3 separate regions of the Mus musculus genome follow, and all the other regions are linked to region 1. A link is a loop called in an ENCODE intact Hi-C map of the cell type or tissue named here. Cell type or tissue: gastrocnemius. All regions are shown on one strand.

The links. A loop is a pair of places that touch in the nucleus more often than their neighbours do. Peaks named below come from ENCODE experiments on the same cell type or tissue, not always from the same donor. Only the 100,000 strongest peaks of a DNase experiment are listed, where the experiment ranks them.
Region 2: it touches region 1 in a loop (4-fold over the local background); 14 of 42 quality-filtered maps call a loop at or near these places.
Region 3: it touches region 1 in a loop (6-fold over the local background); 35 of 42 quality-filtered maps call a loop at or near these places.

The regions. Positions count from the first base shown.
Region 1 is chr14:77,008,506-77,016,505 of GRCm38, reverse strand. No RefSeq gene overlaps it. Among named protein-coding and RNA genes, the nearest start is that of Lacc1, 24 kb to the left of the region's middle. In gastrocnemius, a CTCF peak has its summit at 4,529 (motif pointing right); a DNase peak (open chromatin) is centred at 4,538.
Region 2 is chr14:76,118,823-76,126,822 of GRCm38, reverse strand. Nufip1 (nuclear fragile X mental retardation protein interacting protein 1) reads right to left here. Exons shown (of 10, transcript NM_013745.5): 6 at 2,245-2,337; 7 at 492-685. Among named protein-coding and RNA genes, the nearest start is that of Nufip1, 12 kb to the right of the region's middle. In gastrocnemius, CTCF peaks have their summits at 4,741 (motif pointing left) and 7,605 (motif pointing right); a DNase peak (open chromatin) is centred at 4,722; H3K27ac peaks cover 1,479 bases.
Region 3 is chr14:76,476,686-76,484,685 of GRCm38, reverse strand. The region is part of intron 1 of Tsc22d1 (TSC22 domain family, member 1); the gene reads right to left. Among named protein-coding and RNA genes, the nearest start is that of 4930444M15Rik, 40 kb to the left of the region's middle. In gastrocnemius, a CTCF peak has its summit at 4,750 (motif pointing left); no DNase peak of the experiment used is centred here; H3K4me3 peaks cover 375 bases; H3K27ac peaks cover 832 bases.

The sequences.
Region 1 (8,000 bases):
AATAGTTGGTGTGTTCATCAGTGAACTAGTGAATATGAGTTCCATCAGTGTAAAGACCATGTCTAATTCATTTTCATACTTTCAGTACCTAGGAAAGATTGTATAATATATATAATCATGTAAGACCCAAGGAAGGAAGGAAGATGAGAAAGAGATCCTTTAATGATATAAAAAAGGTCTAGAATCACATAGCTAATGAATTATTTTAGAGTATATCTTTTGTTAACTGTAACGTATCTATTCATTATTTACTTGAATTTATTGACATAATCATCACATGTTAAAGTCACTCCAAAGAAAAGAATATATTATGAACCTATTTTTTTAAGTATTCGGCTCTGTTTACTCATAACCTCTCTTGCAGCTTGAATAGCAACATAAACTTTAAAGTACTGCTTTAAAATATATGCCTTTACAGAAATCATGTGTGTTAGAAACAAATATTTATTTTATAGACTAATCCCTTCCAGTTCTACAGGAATTTTTAGTATCATAGTATACTCTGTTATCAGAACTTACTTATTTATATGATTTTAATAAAAATATCAACTATTGAATCAACTATTTATGACAGTGGCCCAACACAGAAGATTAAACATACAGAACTTTCCCATAAAAATTCTGACTTTTCTCTTGGTATTTGATAGTAAAGAATAAGAGAATTTTAAAAATTGAACGCTAGTTTTAGAGCAGTTCTTGACTGTTACTGCACAACAGAGTAACCTGGCAAATGTAATAAACCCTGATATCTAAGCCACCCTCTAGGCCAAATAAAGAATAACCTGGGACAGGAAAAGCAACAATAGGGTTTTTTTAAAGCTTTCTGGAAGATTCCAATGTGTAATAAATTTTAGATGAGATTGTACATTTTAAGGGACGTTTGATATCCTTTGGGTGTATATATCCTAAGAGTGTTATAGTTAGATATTATGTTTGTTCTACTGTTAGGATTTTTGGAAATCCACCCTTGATTTTCATAGCAGATGCATAAGTTTGCATTCTACCAGTGGCATTAAAGACAATTTTAGCTTGGCTGAGCCCCTTAATTTCACAAGAAACTGTTGTCGCTACAAAATTCTAATGTCCCAATTCCAGGAATTGGACTGAGGGTCACTGGGCTTATGTGCCGAGTACCTTTACCGGTTAAGGCGTCTAGCCCTCCCTAGTTAAATGTTCAAGTTATAAGCTTTCGTTCCCTTTAGCACCTGGGAAGGTGGGAAGAGACCAGTGATTTTCTTTAAAAACATTCTCACAACTCTTTTCATGCTAGGCCTTGATCTCTTTAGATAAAGAATGTTGATGGGAAGGGGATAGATACCTCTTAGAAAGAAGTTTAAGGTAAAGTTCTTCTGTGGAGATTGAAGCCGTTGCTTTTAGTTTGGAGCCCTCAGGAGGAACCACATTGTAGGAGAAAAAGTCCCCGTGTCATGGTCTGTTGTATAACTTCACAGCTTTCTGATGTCTTCATGATGAAACAAAGATTACTTTTTTTCTTTTTCTTTTTTTTTCTTTTTCTTTTTTTTTTTTTCTTTTTTTTGTTTTTGTTTTTGTTTTTTTTTGGTTTTTCAAGACAGGGTTTCTCTGTATAGCTCTGGCTGTCCTGGAACTCACTCTGTAAACCAGGCTGGCCTCGAACTTAGAAATCCGCCTGCCTCTGCCTCCCGAGTGCTGGGATTAAAGGCGTGCGCCACCACGCCCGGCTCGAAACAAAGATTTCTATGTAGAGACCACCCTGATTTATCACTCTTTTTACTTCATATTTTGTGATATATATGTGTGTGTGTGTATATGTATGTATGTATATGTATACATACACACATATATGTATGTATTTATGTGTATATATACATACACATATATGTATGTATTTATGTATATATGAATATATATATATATATATATATATATATATATATATATATATATTCATAGCCTTTTGGGAGTGCATCAATTTGCAGTGTGTGAAGAAAACTTGGACCTAATAATGTTCAACCATTTATTGCAGATCTTCCTCATCTGAAGGCTTCTATGGTTATTTCTTTCCTCCTTACCTTGCATTTCCCTTCCAAATCTGAGGGCTGAAAGGATTATTGGAACATGTGGTCCCAGATCCACAGATTTAAAATCTCATTGACCTTTTTCTTTTGTCAAGTCTTGACCTTCCCAGCCCCGCTTTCCTCTGCCCATGCTAACACGATGCTTCTATTTATCCTTGACAGGGTTGGCATCTAAATTCCACGATCAGCATGTTTAGTGATAGGAACCTATCATGGCACATGCACACGCACACCTTAAGTTATTTGACTGAGTGGTTTGCTGTAAGAGTTTATAGGTCACAGTTTCAGGGCTCCAACTATAAACCAAACAGACTAAAAATACAGCAAAAGAAAGAGTAGTAATAACACTTCAAATCTCTGAAAATGTGAGTGGGTGTGGCCTACTCACCCCCAGAACATGGATGGGTGGGGCCAAATCACCAAGAGGAGCAGGACTCAGGATGAAGATAGCTATATTGTAAGAATCACCGAAATCACAAAACAAAGTGATGGAGAGATGACTCAGCACTTAAGAGCACTGACTGCTCTTCCAGAGAACCAGGGTTTCCCAGTATCCACATGGTGACTACTAACCACCTATCTCTCCCATTCCAGGGGAACTGATGCTTCCTCCTGACCTCCAAAAGTACTGCATGCATGTGCACACAGACATACATGCAGGCAAGACACCCATACACATAAAATAAAATTAATCTTAAAATTTTAAATAAAACGAATCTGTAGTTTATAGAAAATAATAATAATGAGAAAATAGCAACACCCATGGATTCAGCAGAAGGAACACAAATTAAATACCTTTATTAATAAATGGAAAAAATTAAATCAAATATTCGACTCAAAAGATTATAAAATGGAAATATTTTAACCTTAAAAAGGAAACATGGAGTAAATGACTGGATTGATATATAAAGTAGAAGATTGGACCTGTGTTTCGTAGGAGATGAGCTATCCAGAAAATTTTTTAGGATAAAAAGAGAGAACTGCTTGGACAGACACACACAGACACACAGACAGACACACACACACACACACACACACACACACACACAGACAGAACAGGACATGGACAGAGAGATCTCTTAGACTCGCAAGCAAGCAGAGTTTAGACAGAGAAATCTCCAGAGAGCAAGCAGAACAGAGAGAGACGCAGGCTGGAAAGGCTGTAACAAGCAGAACACAGGTCATCAGCTTGGATCTACGATTTGACTTCGAGTCATTCCTTTCACTGCTCCCAGAAACCCCTTCTCCACACTGAGGCTGGTCCTTGGCAGATACATTAGGGACTTTGGGCAGAGAACCATCTTGTTTGCCGTTTATTACAAGAACACTGGATTCCATAGACCAGCATTCTCAACTAGGACACAAATGGACTGTGGAATGGATATATATATATATATATATATATATATATATATATATATATATATGTATGTATATATTTGTGGTTTTCAATGGTGCCTCCCTAGGACTTGGGGGACAAAGGGAACAATGTAATGTTCATGCAGCTGCTAACAGTGAACAATGGAGTCTTCTGTCTCTATCCCAAGCATCTCTTGCTTTCTACCAATATCCATAAAGTAGTGACAGGCTAATGTGTTAACCTGTAGGTAGTGCGAGATCGAGGCATCCGAGGCATGGTGAGGGAGAAGCACAGTATGGCATGGCTTTCCCTAGCTAGAGGTGTTCCAAGAGGATAGGTAAACCTCACTGCATAACAGCCGTGAGACAACCTCTTAGCATTCCTGTGGACGTTCAGTGTTGTTCAAATCACACACATTCCATTATTTGATTTTAGAGAGCACAGTAGATAGGTTTCAGCTTCCCTAGAGAATTCTAGAAGGTTCTTGGATGGTTACTTCAAACGAAGAATACTGCTGTACCTGAGTTGAACAGCTAGGGATTTCCTATATTAACCTGGCTTCGGCACATATTAAAATGACCTGACTTCTATCCAAGGGAAATTCAAGGTATTATGTCAAGAATCTAATAAATACATCTTTACTATCATGTCAGAGCTAATAGCACCTCTCTAATTGAGTCTCTCTAATGTTTGCCTCGGAAGCTTGGCTTTTTGTTTGTTTATTTGTTTGAATTGTCTTTTTTTTTTCTGTTTTTTTTTTTTTTTGACTTGTGGTAAATAACGTGCCCTTGGTTTGTCTTCCTAGACATTCGCAGTCATGAGTTTCATTTGTATTAAAGAGATTTTATTATTTACTGAGGTGGTAAGCACAGATCTCACATATTTTTCTCTCACTGCTTGAAAGGCCCTGCTCAGGCCACTTTAAAAATAAATATATTAAAATTTACCCTAGCATTGCGAATGAGTGATGTCATCCAGAGTGTTACTAGGGATGGCAGACAGTCTTCTCTGAACACAAAGCTTGACAAGAAGCCTCACAGTGAGAGCCTCAGCCTGAAGCATTCCTGTCAGAACCTCACACTGCCTTTGTTTTCGCCTTGGCCGTTCTTTGTGCACTGTGCATATTCAGCCACTGGGTGGCAGTATGTGCTTAAGAATATTTAATGTTTGCCACCTTGTTTTGACAGAATTTAAGAAGTCAGGTTTTTGTTTGTTTGTTTGTTTGTTTGTTTTTGTTTGTTTGTTTTGTTTTTTGCTTTTCAATCTTGCAAAATGACCATTGTATTGAATATAAGAAATACAAGTATTTTCTGAATGCAACAGCCTACTCATAAAGTGCCTGAAAATACTTCTTTTAAAAATATATTTAATTTGAGTTTTACAGTTTCCGAGGATTGAATTCATGACCACCATGGTGGGAGACCATGAGGCAGAGAGAACTAACAGGGAATGGGGTGGGCATTGGCACACTTCCTTCAACAAGAACACATATCCTAATCCCTCCCAAACAGTTCCACCTCCTGGGGACCAAACGTCTGAATGTACATGCCTATGGAAGTCACTCTTGTTCAAATCTCCACAGTTAAAATGTATGGTGATGCTCTGCTTGGCTTTTCTCAAAGATGTTGGAACCCAGCTAACTTTGTAGGCCTCCTCTCTAAGAAGCTTCTATTGCAGAATTGGGAGTCTGTAAATTCTATCAGAACACCACACACCTTCTCCAACTCATGGGAGTGGTTTTCTGACACCAGGTCCTAGTACTGACAGGAGACACACACACACACACACACAAACACCCATCCCTAACTCAGACGTGATGTTCACTGATGACCAATCGCAAATGGAAAATCAGTTCTTGCTAATGAATCACAGTGGAATCACCCATAAGGCCAGCCACCATGCCCAGCTGTAGCTGGCCAACACAAAACAAAGGAATTGGCATTGTTGGGGGTTCTTTGTCTCAGAAGGTTTTAACAAGGCTGGGGCATTGTTTGTTTTATTACCTTGTAGGTCCTTTGCATAACATCAGAGCTTCCTGTTTTCTGTGTGCATAAACATGTGTGTCTCTGCATCTACATGTGTATCTCACGCTCTCTCTTCGGCTCTTTTCTTCTGTTTGTGTCTTTGTTTTGTCCTGTATCTGCTTTTGTATATACATATATACAATTTTGTGTGTATATATATATATATGTATATATATATATATGCGTGTGTGTGTATACATATATATGTGTGCGTGCGCGTGTGCACACACACACACACACACACACACAGAATGCATTCGGTTTGCCTATCTGGCCTCTGGTTCTTGGCCACTCAAGCAGTGTTAGGGATGGGCTCCATTGCATAGGCTTTAAGTTAAATCAGACGAGCTTTCTGCCACAATTGCACCGGTATATCTTGCAGGAGAATCAACATTGTAGATCACAGACTTGGTAGCTGGATTTGGATTTATCTTTCTCCTTTCATGGCATGCAGGGTAGCCTCCAGTACCATGAACACTAGTCTCTAAAGCTGAGAGCTCTGGGCAGGCTCCAGTGCAACTTCTTTGTGCTTGATAAGCCTTGTAGGTGTTGTCTTCAGCCCTGGTGCTCTTACCTCTCTGTCTGTTGCCTGATGATGGATTTTTCTCCTTCCACGATGTTCCCCAAACGTCAAAATACAGCCACAGTGATATCAGGAGCTAAGCCATTAGTCTAGCACCACAACTTTCTGATATTTTCTGTCTTACCCTAGGCATGATACATGGATACGTGCAGATGTTGAATGTCCATGCACTTAAATTAATTCTATCCCCAAAGCAGAATGAGACCAATTAATTTGTTCTGAATATAATTTCTCTTCAGTTAAGACAATGCTTCCCGACCTTCCTCATGCTTCAACCCTTTAATACAGTTCTCCATGTTATGGTGACCTCCCCATCATAAAATTATTTCATTGCTACTTCATACCTGTAACTTTGCTACTGCTATAAATCATAATATAAATATCTGATATGCAGGATATCTGATATACAATTTCCAAAGGGCTTACAACCCATAGTCTGAGAACAGCTTAACTCAAAACACTATAAACATGGAATTATCAAAGTGCATATTTTTCTCTTTTGGTTGTTTGTGGATTTTTCCTATGTTTTACTTAATAAAAATAATATTTACTCTTAAATCATGTTTTATCTTTCTCACTTCTCAAGTGAATGTTTCTTGTTTCTCCTGTATGGTTTGCTATCTAATTTCCCAAGAGTCATTTAATAATATTTTGGTGTTTCTTTGATTCACCACATGGCACTGGTTATTGCTGATTATAATGGGAGATCTGGCTCATTTTCTTAAAACATTATTCAGAATAGCTTTCACTTTTACCGAAAATTGCAAAGATAATAGAACGAGTCATATTAACCCCACTCCTAGTGTCTCTGAACATCTTACATTAGTTTGATTTACTTCTTGAAATTAATGAACTGGTGTTAATACACTATTATCAAATAAAATCCATACTTCAGTAAAATTAAATTTCTTTTCACCTAATGTCTTTTTTTTTGATGACCTAATATTTCAGCCTTTTCTTTGGGGACCCCATCTAGGATCCCCCACTGCATCTAATCAGAACTCCTTGTGTTGATCTTAGCTGTAACAGTTTTATGATTCCAGGATGTTGCGTGATCACCGCAGCATTGAGCTGTGTTAGTCAGGTATTTTGTTGAGTATCTCTCAATTTGGCTTCATCAACTCTTCCTCCATGGTTTAATGTACAATGCACTGAGTTGTGCTCAATCTCAGCGAGGGGTGTGGAATCCGCACAAATCGTGTGAAACCCTATCTGGGACGTTTACTATTTATCTCATCATTTATAGAACATGGTCTTTTGAGTAGGTATTGTTGGGTTATAGACATATTGGTTTATTTTTGTGGCCCCAAAGAGCCATTTGGAGCTTCTGTAGACGGATTCCCACGCATCTTTGATATAATCCCATCCTTATTCCTTTTGAACTACAGAGCTATAAATCACTTTATTTACTAGGATTACCTGATACTTTTTAATGCATCACCATGATTCAATTTTTAAAAACGTTGAGTGTCTATTGAAAGCAGGGCCTTGGATTAGAAATATTTTTTAAATCTCTTATGGTGTCTCTTCAGATTTAAGAACAGGTGTGTCCTTTTCAGTGGAGAATCGTTTCAGTGACACCGAGGCCCACACAGTTTACTCCAGCATGACCCAACTTGGGCGCTTTATTTACCTGGCTGTGTTCATAACCAGAGAATCTGCATGCAAATCTTAAGGACCCCTTCATTTTCTTCATGTCTAAGTATGCATAACAAAAGTCCAGAACTTTGGGAGTTGGGGGGGGGGGTGCCAGCCCTGGGTCCAGCCCCAATACTACTTAGTTTCATGACTGTAGTGACAAAATAACACAAATTACTTTTTTTTTTATGATACCTTGTAGATACTGGGTGCTGATTTTAGAAAATGCACATCATTGAGGATGTAGGTGTCTCATGGTGCCCTTAAACTGAACACAGAGATTTGACCCTCTTGGTTTGCATGATGTCATGGGGCGTGGGGGGTGGGGGAGCGTTGTG
Region 2 (8,000 bases), 890 kb after region 1:
ATCTTTGTGCACGCCAAACAAGAGCTCCTCCACTGAACTACAGGAATAGCCAGAAAGGATCTGTCTAAACTCCTTTCCACATCTTCAGCTCCTATATTCACATTTTTCAGACAAACTCAGACCTTATCAGAGTACATGTACAGTACTAGTGCTGAACTAGGAGTCAGACCCCTTGGTTCACGTTCGGGCTCTGCAGCAGCTAACAGTGTGAGTAAAGTGAACTGCTTGGTCCTGAGGTCTTCTCTCAATGGAAATCAGAATACCACCTGCATAAAAGGCCCTTCCATGGGAAAGAGGTAACACACCCAAAGCACACGGAGCACGGCATACCTTACTCAGTAACTATTAGCTGTGCTTACTTTTTTATTTCCATTCCTCCTAATCTTATCCCTCTGTACTTAACCCAACACTCCACTCTGCCAAGACCCCTCCCCATCCAATCTCCCTCAATGCACACACTGCGTATTTATGTTATCTCCCATTCAGCTTACCAGAGTCGCTGTGGATCAAAGCACCTAGAGGGTCCACATTAGCCTTGGATGGAACTTCAGGCTTCGAATCTCTGGCATGATTTCCTAGTCCAACGACTGCTCTCTGCCTAGCCCCACCTCTTCTCCATTTATGATGTTTACCAGGACTTCTGATCTTTGCCATCTGTGAATGTCTGGACATGCCCTTCATTTTGCTGAAGTAAGAAAAAAATGGAGCAAAAGAAACATGGATGTTAAATTGACCACTTATTCCCTAAGACAGAAAGAGCCCAAATTAAAGAAAGGCCCAGACTTAAAGGTTCACACCCCACAACCTAAGTCTCATTCACTTCTAGCTACAAGTTTCCAAGTATTTCCTAAAATAGGGCTCTGTTGTGCCATCACTGGCAGATTTTCTTAGCGTGTGCCATTCTCAGATTGTATGTAAGCATGTCTTATAAAACACACCCATTCTTATTTCATTAAAAAATTACTTATTTTTAAGGGCTTCAAGGTTTGCAAAGCATTTATAAGTATGTCACCTTCAGCAGATCTTCTCTTTAAGAAACACTCAAGTAGGTCCTCTGAGTAAAAGGACAATGATGCCTGACAGCTCTGTATAACGAAGAACACCTAACAAGTAAGCAGCTAGGGTTAACAGCACTAGCCACCACGTCCTGAACTGTGTCTGACCTGTGTCACCACCAGCAGATGTGTCTGACACCATCCTGACCCCAAATACCAGTGACAAGTACTTCCTGATACAAGAAAAGTTAAGAAGTACATCCCTAATGTATACAAGCCACTCCACATCAATATGTATGCAACCAAATTTATAACTCCTGAAAATTAAGGACGGCAAGCCCTCTGAGGCTGGAGAGGCGGCTTGGTGGTTAAGAACACATCAGTCCCTTCCAGAACTGGAGTTCAGTTCCCAGGATCAACACTGGGTGGTTCACAATCGCCTTTAACTCTAATTCCTGAGATCTCACACCCCCTTATAGCCTCTATAGGCATTGTAATTATGCGCACAATTCAGAGCCCCCTCAATACACATAATTAGAAAAGAAAATTTAAAAACAAATACCTGAAGAGATATTTCGCCAAATGAATAAGTACATAAGATGCTGGATATTGTTAGTAACATTACCAAGCACTGAAAGACAGACAGACAGAAAGATCGTGTGTGCGTGTGTGCGCATGTGCGTGTGTGACAGAGAGAGAGAGGTAGAGACAGAGAGAGCGCTAGCATCAAGTAGTGCATATAGGATTTGTATATGTAAACAAGTAGTGCATATAGGATTTGTATATGTAAGGCCAGTAGAATAAAATGGAAAAATTCTGAACAAGAAAGTGAGAGTGGAAAAAAAAAAAAAAAAAGAAAGTGAGAGTGGAGGGAAAGGAGACCTCATGTTTTACTGACAGGAGAGCATGGCTGGCTGTATGACAGATCTACTTTTTATTAATAAGCAACTGGCTAACTGCTTGAATGACAACAGGTGATTGACTGAAACAATCCTGTGGGGCATCCTTGGTTACACTTCCTACAAACATCCAAATAAGAGTTTGCTTGTCTGAAGGAGCACAGGGCAGCATGGAGGGAAAGGACTGTTCCAACCCTACCACATGTACAAGGTAGCGTATTTAAGATACAGTCAGAATGGGAGCGGGGGTGGGGGGGTATGAAGAGGCTGGCGTGCTCCCTCTCTTCCTCTTAAGCACAAGCTTTTGAAGGAGCGCGGAGGACGCACATGGACAGCGTCCAGGAACTCACCCATACTGTGTGGTTGTCAACACTTCTCCTCTCTTTGCCTTTTCCAGTTGTAACTTTTTCTTCCTTTCAATATTGGCCAGAGTTGGGTAGTTTCTAGGGAAAAAAAAATGTAAAAACATCACAAACTTCCAATTGCTTCTAAAATTTAAGAGAGAAAATGCAGTTCATGTGTCAGTGTCTCAGCTGTCCACACAACTCTGCACCCAGGTAAGGAGCGTGTGCTAGAATTACAACTGCCTAACTCACGCAGCACGTGCGAACTGCTCTAACGTCTCTGCTTAGCATGCACCACACACAGAGAAAGTACCTGCCTAGCCAATTACTCTTGCAGAGATACACCATGCACACACAAAGTCACCAACATAAGAGACATTCTCAAACAACAGTCTACTAAGGAGGACAGAAAAAGCCTAAGCATAGCTGCACCCAGGAGAATACACTTTTCTTTGGGTGGGGTGAATTATTTCAAAATGAAATCCACAAAGAAATGCACATGAAAGCAACTGGTCTGAAACAGTGCCAACAGAGAGCACTCGGTGGAAAGGTTTGGAGTTTGTTCTCAGTAAGCTAAGTAATACAAACAACTCAAGATCACAGAAAGAGTGGCCACTACCACCAGGGAATTATTTTATATAAAACATAAATTGCCTACAGGGAACTGAGTTGCCAAAGGAGGCTCAACCTACAATGTTGTACTCAATCCAACAGGTGATAGCAAACCACAGAAAAGTTCTAAAGAGCTAGGGAGATGGCTTAGTGGTTGAGAGCACTGACTGTTATTCAAAGGGCCCAGGTTCAATTCCTAGCACCCACCTAGTAGCTTACAACATCTGTAACTCCATTTTCAGGGAACCCAACATCCTCTTCTGACCTCCCTGGGCAACAGGTACACACATGGTGCAGAGACATACATGCAGGCAAAACATTCATACACACGAAATAAACCACTTTGTTGGACAAAGTAGCACACACCTTTAATCCCATCACTCAGGAGGCAGAGGCAGACAGATCTCTGATTTTGAGGTCAGCTTGGTCTACATAGTGAGTTCCAAGACAGCCAGAGCTATAGAGAGAAACCCTGTCTAAAAAAAAAAAAAAAAAAGAGAAAGAAAGAAAGAAAGAAAGAAAGAAAAAAGGGGAGAGAGAGAATGAATGAATGAGAATCCTAGGCAATGCACACCACTGATTCCATTTCTTAGCACAAGATGTATGGAGATGCCAGCCCTAAAATCTGGCAATGAAACAAATCTTCATAGTATAGGAAACATGAAGGAGTGAAACACAGCCCTCACCACTCAGGCTGATGATCATCAGAAACACCAACTAAAGTTCTGCCACTTCTTCCATCTATCACTGGACTGGGGACATAGCTCAGAGGGAGAATGCTTAGCATGCACATGCCCTTGGTCTGACCGTCACTAGCACTAAACTAACATACACACCCGCATTATCAGCTCGTGGAGCACAGACAGTGACAACTATTGTCAGTTATCCCGTAGTCTGGAGACAAGACTGGAAATGGCTTTGGGGAGTGGAGAGAGAATGGGGAAAGGCAGTGAATTTCAGTAAGGACAGTGCAAAGCATGTACCCAGCTATAAATAGTGGCCGTCCATAAAGAAGAGATGATGACTGCACGGGCTATGAATAAGCACAACAGGCAAAGAGCAAGGTCGTACAAGATGAGAACCTGACAACAACAGATACTCGTGAAAAGCAAGCATGACCTAAGGTTTCACAAAGTGGACTCTTGGCACTTGGATGAGCGTGACCTCTTCCCCGACATTCAGGGCAATGCTGAGGAAAAATAAAATTTGGAGTGGCTCAGTAGAAACTCCAAGCTGATGAGGAGGGGGGAAAGTAAAGCCTTCGTAGGAAGACAGGCACTGTGGCAGTGGAGCCGACCTTAGCACTGTGGCAGTGGAGCTGGCCTTAGTAGAGCTACTTTGTGGGCTCTTTGTATTTTTTAAAGAAACCAAAATCTCTGCCATGCCCTGCATGCCCGCCTGTAAAAGATGAGAGAAATGCTTAGAGAACAGCCTTCAGGGAGAATGGGTGACAGCTGTTCCCCATCTGTAGACAGGATGTAGAGAAGCCAGACACCACAGGCCCTGTGGTGGCTCAGCACCAAGTTCAGGGCTACTCAATGCCCTCCATGCAAAGGGGGCAGTTCAGCGTCCTACTGATGTCTTTACAGGATGGAGTCCACTAGTGGGTGAAACTGCTACTCTGCACAGTAAGCCAATGCTTTCCTTGCACTCAAACTGCTGCTACTCTTACTGTTTCTCCTAGGCCTATCCCAGACAGAGCACAGCTCCTCTCTCTCTCTTTATTAAAAACCGCTCGAACACAAGCTTATGCCACTGTAGTTTAATTTCAAAGTCTTTCTGAACGTCAGAAACATACACCCATTAATAAGAGGTAGACAGGGAACTCAGCCTGAGCTGGGAACAGCAGACAGGGGCAACGATGGGAAGAGAAAAGCTCCACCTAGTGGACATTGCCTGGGAGACAGGCTCTCCTACTTTGTAAGCACAGTGGGCCCTCCAACTTTGGTTAGTCTGAAAGATAACATAAAGATGTAACTTTTTTTCCTGGCTTTAAATCCATAGTCCAGGGTCTCTTTCACTTTTCTAGCAGAATGGCTACACAGATGTTAGCACTCTATTGTGCCAAAACACACACTGGCTTCCTCCAGAAGAGCACCTTTCACTAGAACAGTAACCTTCAAATTAAAAAGCATTTTGTTGTACCAATGTGGAATTCACTCATTTTAGGGTACACTCTTCAAAATCTGAGACTGATGCAATGTAAAATACATACTTGCAATGGAAATGTCTGAATATAACACAATATGATGTTATATGGATATATACAATGAAAGTTTAAAGATAAAATAAATTGGGGCTGAACAGATAGCAAGGCCGTTACTGGTTGCTCTTCCAGAAGACCCAGGTTTAATTCCTCATGGCTCACAACCACTGTAACTCCAGCTCCAGGGGACCCAGCATCCTCATCTGGCCTCCTTGGACACTAGGGATGCAAGTGGTAACAACAAGCACATAGGCAAACACCCAGTCACACATAAAACAAATCTAAGAATCTTTCAGTTCTTTAAAAATACACATTGAAAAATAAAGATAAAATAAGCGGAGAATAGATAGCTAGAAATAAAATTTAATATTTTTAAACTGCTTAATATTAGAGTACATGTCTTATAAATCTATCAAATGAACCAAAATAAAGAAAATATTTCCCATGTCTTTTTTTTTCCTGCCAACCTACCCCATTTCTCCCTTTCTAAAATGCCTTGCTTTCTATATTTTACAGGCAGAGCAGCACAAGGTCAGACACTCCACCCCAGCCTCCTGAACACCAGGACTACCGACACACATCCCACACCTAGTTCCCTATCCTGCTAATGAGTATGTACTAACGCTCCTGAATACCTGAAGGGGCAAGACCCAAGAAGTAAGATGTGAAAGAACCTCAGATGAATTAAAAGGTGCACAGAACACTTAACATCGCAGGTACAATAAATGTCACCCCAACCGCCACTCCCGTGTCCTCTCTGGCACCCCTCATGCTCTCAAGTCCCTAGTTCCACTTCATCACTCAGTATCTTGCACCCATTCATCTCCCAGCACTTCTGACGATGGTCACTGAATACCTGCAATCTACACTGAAAGTTCTACGTGAGAGAAGTCATGGAAAGCATGGAAAATTTTGTCCCAGCCCTCCTTTATTCTAGAGAGTAGGGGCTGCCCATGAATTTCACTCATAGTTCTGAAACACAACCAATTTAAAACTGTGTCACCACGCACAGTAACACACAGCTGCATATTCTCCCTTTTGGCAATTCTGTTTGGGGGACATTCCAAGTTCACGCCCACTAACACAGTCTACTTCTAGATAATGAGGTCTGCATGGAAATCTACTTAAAGCTGACGCACACCTATTGCTTTCCTAATGAGAAGCTGAAAACTAGGCTCTGTTTCCTTTGTTGTCTAGAGTGTGGGAGTAATATGAGAACAGATGTGAACCTTCTGTCAGGCAAAATCAGAACAGGCAGTGAAGAGCAGTGCAGTCTCCCCAGCGCCAGCAGCAGCAACAGTACCTTGAGCTTGTTTTTTCCTAGGAAGGATGGGCCGCTTTCAAGTAAGACGTGGACGCAAGGCTCCTGGAGGACACAGTTAACTGATGCAGACCTTCAGGCACTCTTCCTCTGAATGCTTCCCTAGGTCAACCAGCAACGCTAGAGTCCAAACCTCTCCCCAACCAAGTTTGGCAGTTTCCTTTGAAGTGAAGTATATAATCTCTGCATGACCACCCAACACCACTTCTGGGTACTTATCCAATACAAACATAAGCCTATATTCAAAGCACAAACGCACACACAAATGTTTATGGAAGCTTTAGCAATGCCAAAATACTCTCACCGCCTCTCAAGTGGGAGATGAAGAAACCACTGTCATTGATAGAGCGATACAATGGGACAGAAAAATACTCTGAAATGAGAATGAACTAGTACTACACCCAACATGCATGACTTCTGAACCTCAGAAGTCTACATGCTGCATGGTGCCACATACATGATTTGACAGTACAGAACCACAATTGCTAAGTGGTCGGGGAAGGCATGATTTAACTGGGCGAGGCAGGATGTAACACTCTCTATGGCTACTTGTGATAGTGTCCATATAACGGTGTTTAAAAAGTTACTTGCTATGTGTATTATACCCTAGGTGTGGAGTGGAGGGTGGGTAGCTCACTTTTCACAGCAAGCCCTCCCAAACAAATCTACTTTCCAAAGCCTCCTCTTGCCTAATGAAAGAACTGTTTGGCTAAGCAGTATTATCCCCACGTGTTACTGTTAGTGTTTCAATAGCATGTAGCTTTCTAGGCACCTCATATATTTGTTCACTATTTCCCATTAGAGTGAAAGTCTCTGGCTTTGGGAATCTTAGCTATAAACAGCAAAATGTTTAACTTCTCAATTACAAAATGCCTGCTTATGAGAAGACTCAGCTGATAACAGTACCTGTGGCTGGGTCTCATGACCTGAGCTCAATTCCTGCAACACACTCGGTGGAAAAACAAAATCAACTTCTAAGTTGTCCTTTGACCTGGATTCATACACTTGCCTTGGCATGCACATACCCACGTACATACACATATATAGACACAGATGTACAATAAGTTAAAAATCTTTACCTCTAACCTTCAAGATAAATATTACCAAGAAACTAGTAAAAGACACGGTTTCCATTAACAAATGGTCTAAGATTTCCTGTTAGCACTTGACAATCACCTCTTCCACCAGAGACTGTTTTTCCTTGAGTCACTTGCTGTATGGTCCACAAGGGGGCAAAGTTCACCTTCACAGAGAGAAAAGCCACTTAAGAATGCAGGCTTTTAAATTGATTGTCTAGTGATAACAATCTGTTATTAAAAACCACAGCAGTGAGTCAACTGGATGGCTCAGAGGATAAAAGCAATTGCCACCACGACTGACAACCTGAATTCCACCCCAGGAATATACACACACACGCCTTTAATCAGAGACAGGCAGATCTCCGAGTAGGAGGCTAGCCTAGTCTACAGAGTGAGTTCCAGGACAACCAAGGATATAGAGAGAAACCTTATCTCAAAAGACCAAAATAAATAAATAGATAGATAATTTCAAGCCCCATTTACATACATCACATACACCACTTCTACCTATGGCACTGGGTGACATAAACAGCCACGTAAAAGA
Region 3 (8,000 bases), 530 kb after region 1:
CTTCTTCTCAGTAGTTCCGGAGCTTTCTCCAAAATGCATCACATTTTAGGTCACAATGAGACTACACACACACACACACACACACACACCACACACACACACACACACCACACCACACCACACCACACACACACACACCACACACACACACACACACACCACACACCACACACACATACATACCACACACACACACACACACCACACACACACACACACACACCACACACACCACACACACACACCACACACACACACCACACACACACACCACACACACACCACACACACACACACACACCACACACACACCCCCCCCACAGACACACACCACACACACAGACACACACCACACACAGACACACAACACACACACACACACACACACCCACACACACACACCACACACACACACACACACACTCCCCTGAAATGGTTCCTTGTCTCGAATCAGATCACAGTGGAACAAGACTTGGATTTAGCAGTAAGAGAAACCACAATAGCCACACAAATACTTGGAGATTGAACAATATTGTCTAGAACAGTCATTAAATCAAAAGGAAGATTTTGAGGTTCTAATAATCAAGTGAAAATGAAAGCATGACTTAGCTCTGGCTTGTAGCTGAGGCAGCTCCAAGATGAAAGGTCATAGTTCTAAGTACTTACATTAAAAAAAAAAAAAATCAGGTGGAGGGAGGGGTGGGGTGGGGTGGGGAGGGGTGGAGGCAGGGAGCTGGCAGGCAGGTGAAGGTACTTGCTGGCCAGGCAGGTGACCTGAATTTGTCCCCTAGAGCTGGCATGGTCTAAGGAGAAGGCAGAGGGCACTGCAGCAAGTTACCCTTTGACCTCTGTGTGTTCTGTGGCATGCGCACATAGACAGACACACATAAATAAATAAATAAATAAATAAATAAAATTAAAAAAATAACTGGAGAGGTCCCAAGTCAATAAATTAATGATGGACTTCCAGGTCTTAGAAAACAAGAAGAAGTCCAACCCCAAAGCTGTGGACAGAAAGAAAGAACGATGGAGCCAGAAGCCTGAAGAAATGCGAACACGTTGGTTCTTTGAGAAACATAAAATTAACAACCTTTTATCCTGACTAACCAAGGGAAAGAAAGACCTAAATGAATAGCTGAGATCAAATTCCAGTAAATTCAAATGGAATGCAAATGAGCACTAGTGTTTTGAAAATTATAACAAACAAACAAACAAATTTATGGAAGAAATGGAGATGCTGAAGTACAGAGCGCCGACCAAAAACTCAAGTCAGTGGGCACCAGCAAGCTGAGCAGATCCGCAACAAGCAATGATACTGAAAGAGCAACAGAAAGACAGTCCAGGCTTGGAGGCTCTCACTGCTTTTACCACTTTTAATAAACTGAGAGCTAACTGAGGGTCTGCAAACAATTCCATTAGGGCAAAGTCCCTTGACCTGAAGGGGGCCTGAGGACTTCACTACATTACAGGGAACTCTACCAAAGCCGCTTCTAGGAAGCCACTACTATTGTGCTATCAAAACCAGATAAGGATGGGGACACACATAGATGCTCGATTATGCGCTCAAGCAACCCCCCCACACACACACCACAGACAGACACACACACACACACCATACACACACCACACAGACACACATCAAGAATCCAGATGAACAATAGCACACACAAAATTTCAATAAGTACTTGCAAACCAATTTTCAGGAAACAGTAAGATCACAGCTACCATGACCACAGTGGCTTCCTTCTAGGGAATACAGAGATCAACAAAGGCAAATCAGTGAAGGACCACACTGGATGGCTTCCTCCACGGGAAGGAAAACACCTTGTCCTTGCTGGAGTAGAGATCTACTCTGCTTATGCCATTTGCCATTCCTGAATGTGACGCTTTTGCCAAAACCACCACCGGAGGACTGACAGAATGCCTTCCTTCTCCACCATCACAGCACGCTACACGGTATTGCTTCTGACCAGAGCAGTGCCACAGTGGCCCACCCGCCTTCCCATGCTCCCCACCCCCCTGAAGTAGCTGGCCTGACAGACAGATGGGATGAACTGCTGAAGACACAGTTACAATGCCACTCATTTAGGGGACAGCAGCTACAACCAACCAGTGTTGGCAAAGCTGTCAGAAGCATCTAGTGGGGAAACACAGAGCTTTTAATAGAAGATTCTGGAAGAAATAGGAAGAAATAGGATATCCACATGAAAAAGAATTAAACCAATCCCTAACTCCAGCCCCTTTCCCTCCCCCCGCCCCCATTCCTCATACTCATACACACACACACACACACACACACACACACACACATCAATTCAAAACTGATAAATGACTGTAACGTATGACTCGAAACTGACTCTGTTACACAAAACCACAGGGAACACAGCTCTAGATACGAGAATAGGCAAGGACTTTCTGGAGAGAATTTGGTTAGTACTGAAAGCAATCCAGTTTCCTCAGTACATGTATGAAATTAATTAAAAGATTTCTATACATCGAAGGATACAATCACAAAACTGGCTTCTGCTTAAGTGTTCTGTTCCTGACTCACCCCAAATAATAATAAATTCTACTTAACATTCTTTTCCTTAACCTCGCCTGGCAAGCCCTGCCACCACCCTGCCACAGCCTTATACAGCAAGGCTTCTAGATCAGCGTTACCCCGTGCTCTAGGGGGATGCAGGGGAACGCAGGCCTATGTATCCCTGCAGCCTGCTTTGCTGCAAGCCCTCGAGCGACTGTGGACACCTACAGGGCAGCCTTCCAGTCTGAAGCCTGGGACTCAGTCTGCACCCAGCTCAACTTCTTTATTAGACATTCAACAGCAATTCATTCTGACAAAATTCCTTCATTAAAAACAAGTGGATTTTAAGCTATATTAAAGATAACAAAAATTACTTAGGTGTGTAGGCTAACACATTGAGTCCTTATAATAAGATACTCGCAATGTTAGAAGTAAATGTCAGATTCCCTACTATCTCAGATGAGCTACATCGTTGGATAACGTGTTCTAAACACAGCTATATCCTGAACCTGATTCGTTTCACAGTGTAAAGTTAGCTTTACAAAATTCTGCCCTAGAGGCCCCAAGATTTTCAGCCAAGTCTAAAGTTAGTGTAAGGATAAGTTACAGGATTACAGTCTACTAAGGCAGTGGACCAATTACTCAAAAGCATATAATACCTAGCTAAAAGGAAAATGTTTACATTTTATAGTTATGAGATAAAGCTATCCATATATTTTAAGCACCTAGCCTCCGTATCTACACACCTGCCCACCACAAGGTTAAGAGTCCTGCTACTAGGGAAAGCTGGGAAGAGAGGCTCAAGTGTCCATGGTCCATGGTCAGGCAAAACGTAGCTCCTGCATAACGGCTGGTGGCTTCTCTATAGTGTGCGTGTAAGAGACAGTGCAGCCAGTGCAACACTGGGGGAAACACTCCCATGACTTGATAACTACTGCAGCCATGTGTAAAATCCACAGCAGAGCCAGTGTTGGGACATTACAGAGACCCAGAAAAGCAGAGGGCTGCCTTGAATCATCAGTACCTTAGCCACTGCTCTCTCAGCGCTCATGAAACCACAGATAGGATCTTAATCTTGGGCCAGTGAATTCTATGTATTACCTTTATTTTTTTAAAGAATTACTTATTTTATGTATGAGTACACTGTCACTGTCTTCAGACACAGCAGAAGAGGGCATCAGATCCCATTACAGATGGTTGTGAGCCACAATGTGGTTGCTGGGAATTGAACTCAGGACCTCTGGAAGAGCAGTCAGGGCTCTTAACCGCTGAGCCATCTCTCCAGCACCTATAAATTACATTAAGACTGGAAAAACATGCAAATAACTAATGGCAGGAACAACGTCAGTAGACAACTTGGCTACCGTACAGACTCACAAAACCACCACAGACCCGGAAGCAGGGAAGAGCGAAGCTTTGATGAACACTAATGTTCTGGTCCAGGAGACAGACGACTTACCCAATGCTGTGTCACCAGAACCACAAACTGCTTTGAACAGCCAAACTCAGTGTGAGCCACCCCCGTACTCCGTGTCATCTCCTCCAAACAAACTGTCTACACACGAGAGGCTCAAGGACTGCAGGAAAGACCCCTTAGCATACTTTAGATGAGACCTTACATCTACAGGACGCCTCTCCCAGCACCACGGTGTGTCACCTTGCCACAGTGGCCTGTGATAAATAAAACTCAAGACGTCACAGTGCCTTCCTCCCCTCAACCGATATGACAAAACCCCTGAGAGAAGGCAGGGCTGGCCTGCCACTGTGTGCTATTTAATTTTGCAGAAAGCAGCCATGTTCTATCACACTAGACTAGAGACCAGCACTTGGCATTATTAATAGGAAAACTAACGCAAATAAAGGAAAAAAAAAAAAAAAGCAAGATGGAATCAGGCAGCGTTTAACTGCCCAGGTGCATGCCCTTGCCAGGGCCTCTATCCCTTCCCTTCCACCCCTCACTGCTCCATCTTAGTCCTTAGTCTACGCAGTCACTGCTATCTAGAGGGTTTCCTGATAACAACCACACTACATTGTACCGTTTAAGACACCAGGAAAGCCTGGGATGAGGCTCAGAGAGCATTCCATCATAAAAGTTAAACTGTAAAGCTCTGCTATATAAAACAGTTAACATTTAACAGAAAAACTTTGATTTCTGCATAACCACGAGCTTGCTCTGCACGGAACCAAAGGGAACCTACAAACATACAAGCCTGCCACCTTGTGGAACACATGCAGAATTACAACCTCCGAGCTAAATGTACTAAAATATACTAGATATTAAAAAACAGTAATCAAGATAACATATCCATTCTAAAACATTAAATATTAGTGGAGAGGTCCACTAGCATTCATTCAACTGGTTGTTATTAATGTTTTATTTAGTGAAATCATTTGGAATCAAAACTAAAGTTTCTCTTTAGACATGAGCAGAATTGCTCCCGTAGATAGTGGAATAAACTTGGGGTCTCATCCCCTCTTAGTTACAATAGCCACCACCTATGCTTAATGAACACAACACGGCAACTCCACTGCCCACCAACAGCACCACTGGACCAATTTTACCCTATGAAGGAGAATTCCTATACAATCTTTACTATTTCATAATTAGACTGCAATGAGTCCAAACTCTCAGAAGAATCTACTCATTACTTCTTGATAACAAACTGCCACAAAAGAGCCTGGTCTAAAATAGCGAATAAAAGACAGAAAAAACCATTGACTTTTTCCGAGTACCTGCTGCAGTCATGGATTTTTCAGAAAGCAGTAGCCTTTGGGGAAACACAGCCTCCTTTGACGCTGAGGGTTAGCCGTGGCTCTTGTGAGAACATGGGCTGCCAGGTTACAGAAACTCCTTGTGAATGTGGCTCAGTGCGATCCACAGAGCTTCCGATGGCCCTGGGTCTGGTCCTTTCCGGGTTCCTATAACAGTCTGCGTGTCCACCTTGGGGAGGAAATAATCCTACGGCCTAAGGGACTGACAAACTCTTAGAACAGTGCTAATGTACTTCCTGCTTCCAAGGATTTAGTTATTAAACCTGGACAGGATGGACAAAAGCTACAGAGACAAAAATGGAGAATCTGTTCCAAACGTCTTTTTTTTCAGATAAGGATTCCATCTTTTGGCGAAGTGTTTTCCTTTGTTCTGTTTTGTTCTTCACAAACAACAAAACAAAACTTGTAGGCGAGAAGCAGGGAGATCATTACTTTTTTTTTCTGCTCTACAATTCCATCTGAAGGAAACTGGAAAACTGACTATCTCCAAATCTCCAGAGAAAGGCTTCTCTCTCCCGTTGTGAGCCAGCATTCCTCAGGATGAGTCAGCATTCCTCATGCTGAGTCAGAGTCTCCCCCCACCTTCCTGTCCGGCCCTTCAGCCCCTCAGCCCCTCAGCACCAATGGCATACAATGGTATATCTGTGTCTCTTTCCCTCTTACCCACACACACACAGCAAACATCTAAGCACCGGGTCTTAAGAACGAAAACATGAGGAGCCACAGTTACCCTCCGAGTATGGTATTAATAATTCAAAATGGTTTAAGCTCTGGTATCAAAGTTAAGAGCTAACTGTGCTATTCAACTCAATTTCTTTTCTCTCTTTCTCTTTCTCTTTCTCTTTCTCTTTCTCTCTCTCTCTCTCTCTCTCTCTCTCTCTCTCTCTCTCTCTCTCTCCCTCCCTCCCTCCCTCCCTCCCTCCCTCCCTCCCTCCCTTCCTTCCTTCCTTTCTTTCTTTCTAAAGTCTTACTCTGGGTGTGGTAGCACACACCTTTAGTCAAAGTGCTAGGGGTTTAGAGGCAGGTGGAGCTCTGTAATTTGAGGCCAGCCTGGTCTACATAGCAAGGAGAGCTAGACAGTGAGAGAGCCTGCCTTTAACAAAAAAAGGGGGGGAGGGGAGAAAGGGAGGGAGGGAGAGGAGGAGGAAAGAGGGAGGGAAGGTCTCACTGGATGGCACTTGCTGGTTGGGAACTCTATGGAGAACAAACTGTTCACATCTCCCTATCCCCCTGCCCCTGCTTCCAAGCTGCTGGACTTGCTCATGACCTTGTACCGTCACGCTAGGCTTTAGAAAGAATCTCATGTAATTTATCTGCCAACTGAAGCAAAAGACTCCTCTTGTCACCATCGCCATCCAGTCCTCCAAGTATTTTTAAAGTAGCTCTTAAGATTTCCTAACTAGGGCTGGCGAGATGGCTCAGTGGGTAAGAGCACTGACTGCTCTTCTGAAGATCCTGAGTTCAAATCTCAGCAACTACATGGTGGCTCACAACCACCCACAATAAGATCTGACACCCTCTTCTGGTGTGTCTGAAGACAGCTACAGTGTACTTATGTATAATAATAAATAATAAGTCTTTGGGCCATAGCAACCAGAGCAAGTGGGGTTGACCTAAAATTTCAATTCCCAACAGCCATATGAAGGATCACAACCATTTATACAGCTACAGTGTACTCATATATATGAAATTGTAATATCCAAAATAAATTCAAGACTACCCAGTACCTTCCCCCTTCAAAAGGACTTTCCAAACTGTACTAGCAGGCCAAGTACAGAGTCAGATAAAAAAGCTGGCTGACTAAACAAATATAGAAACATAGTTTTAACGGTCAAAATTACTAAGCTTCCAAAACAAGATTAACAATTCCTTTGTCCCGCCTCATACTAAAAACCTCAAGGACAGACAAAATGAGAGTCACCCTCCACAAACCAACCAGTATCTAAAAAGGTTATTGGCTACACCAATTAAAATAAGCCAGACTAAACTGGTGCCTATATCTGGCCCTTACAGAGTTATAAAAAGTGTGTCCTTTCTTTGTTCTGGGTCTCTCCTCCAGCCTGCGTGCTGAGAGGGGGTTCCCCAACCTGTTGGATAAGTAAATTCCTCATGCGTTTTGCAACGATGGCAATTTCTGTGGTCTTTGTGAGTGAGGGTCTTTTGATAAGCTACAACAAAATAAATAGATAATTAAAAAAAAAAAAGATTTCCTAACTAAGAAAAAGAAAACAAAATGGCTGAACTGGACTTAATGCCAACCTCCAAGAGGACAGCAGCCAACTGCCTCCCCAGGTAAAAACCAGTGTGTGGGGGAGTGGGGGTGGGGAGCCAGTTCATCCCTTACTAGAGCCACAGTTAGTACTCACAACGCTCTTATCTCTAGATCACAGTACAGGCTTCATGTATACAATGGTGGCCGTCCTCCAAGCCTGCCTTTGCCCCCGCTCCCCACACCAGGTCCAACTGACACTCCTGGGGGACCAACAAGTGCTTCAGATGAAAGTTCTCAAGTTCCATCTGACCCTCGAGGCAGTTTCTACTTAAAGGGGAAGCAGCCTAATTTATTTATGGTGACACACTATGACAGAAAGAGTAAAAAAATGCCATGATACATGGTAGAGGTATTTACCCCATTTCAAAGGGTTAAGGGGCACAGGAGATTGTCATGGGGCTTTCCGAGTTAACCGTTATGACCTCTGTTGAC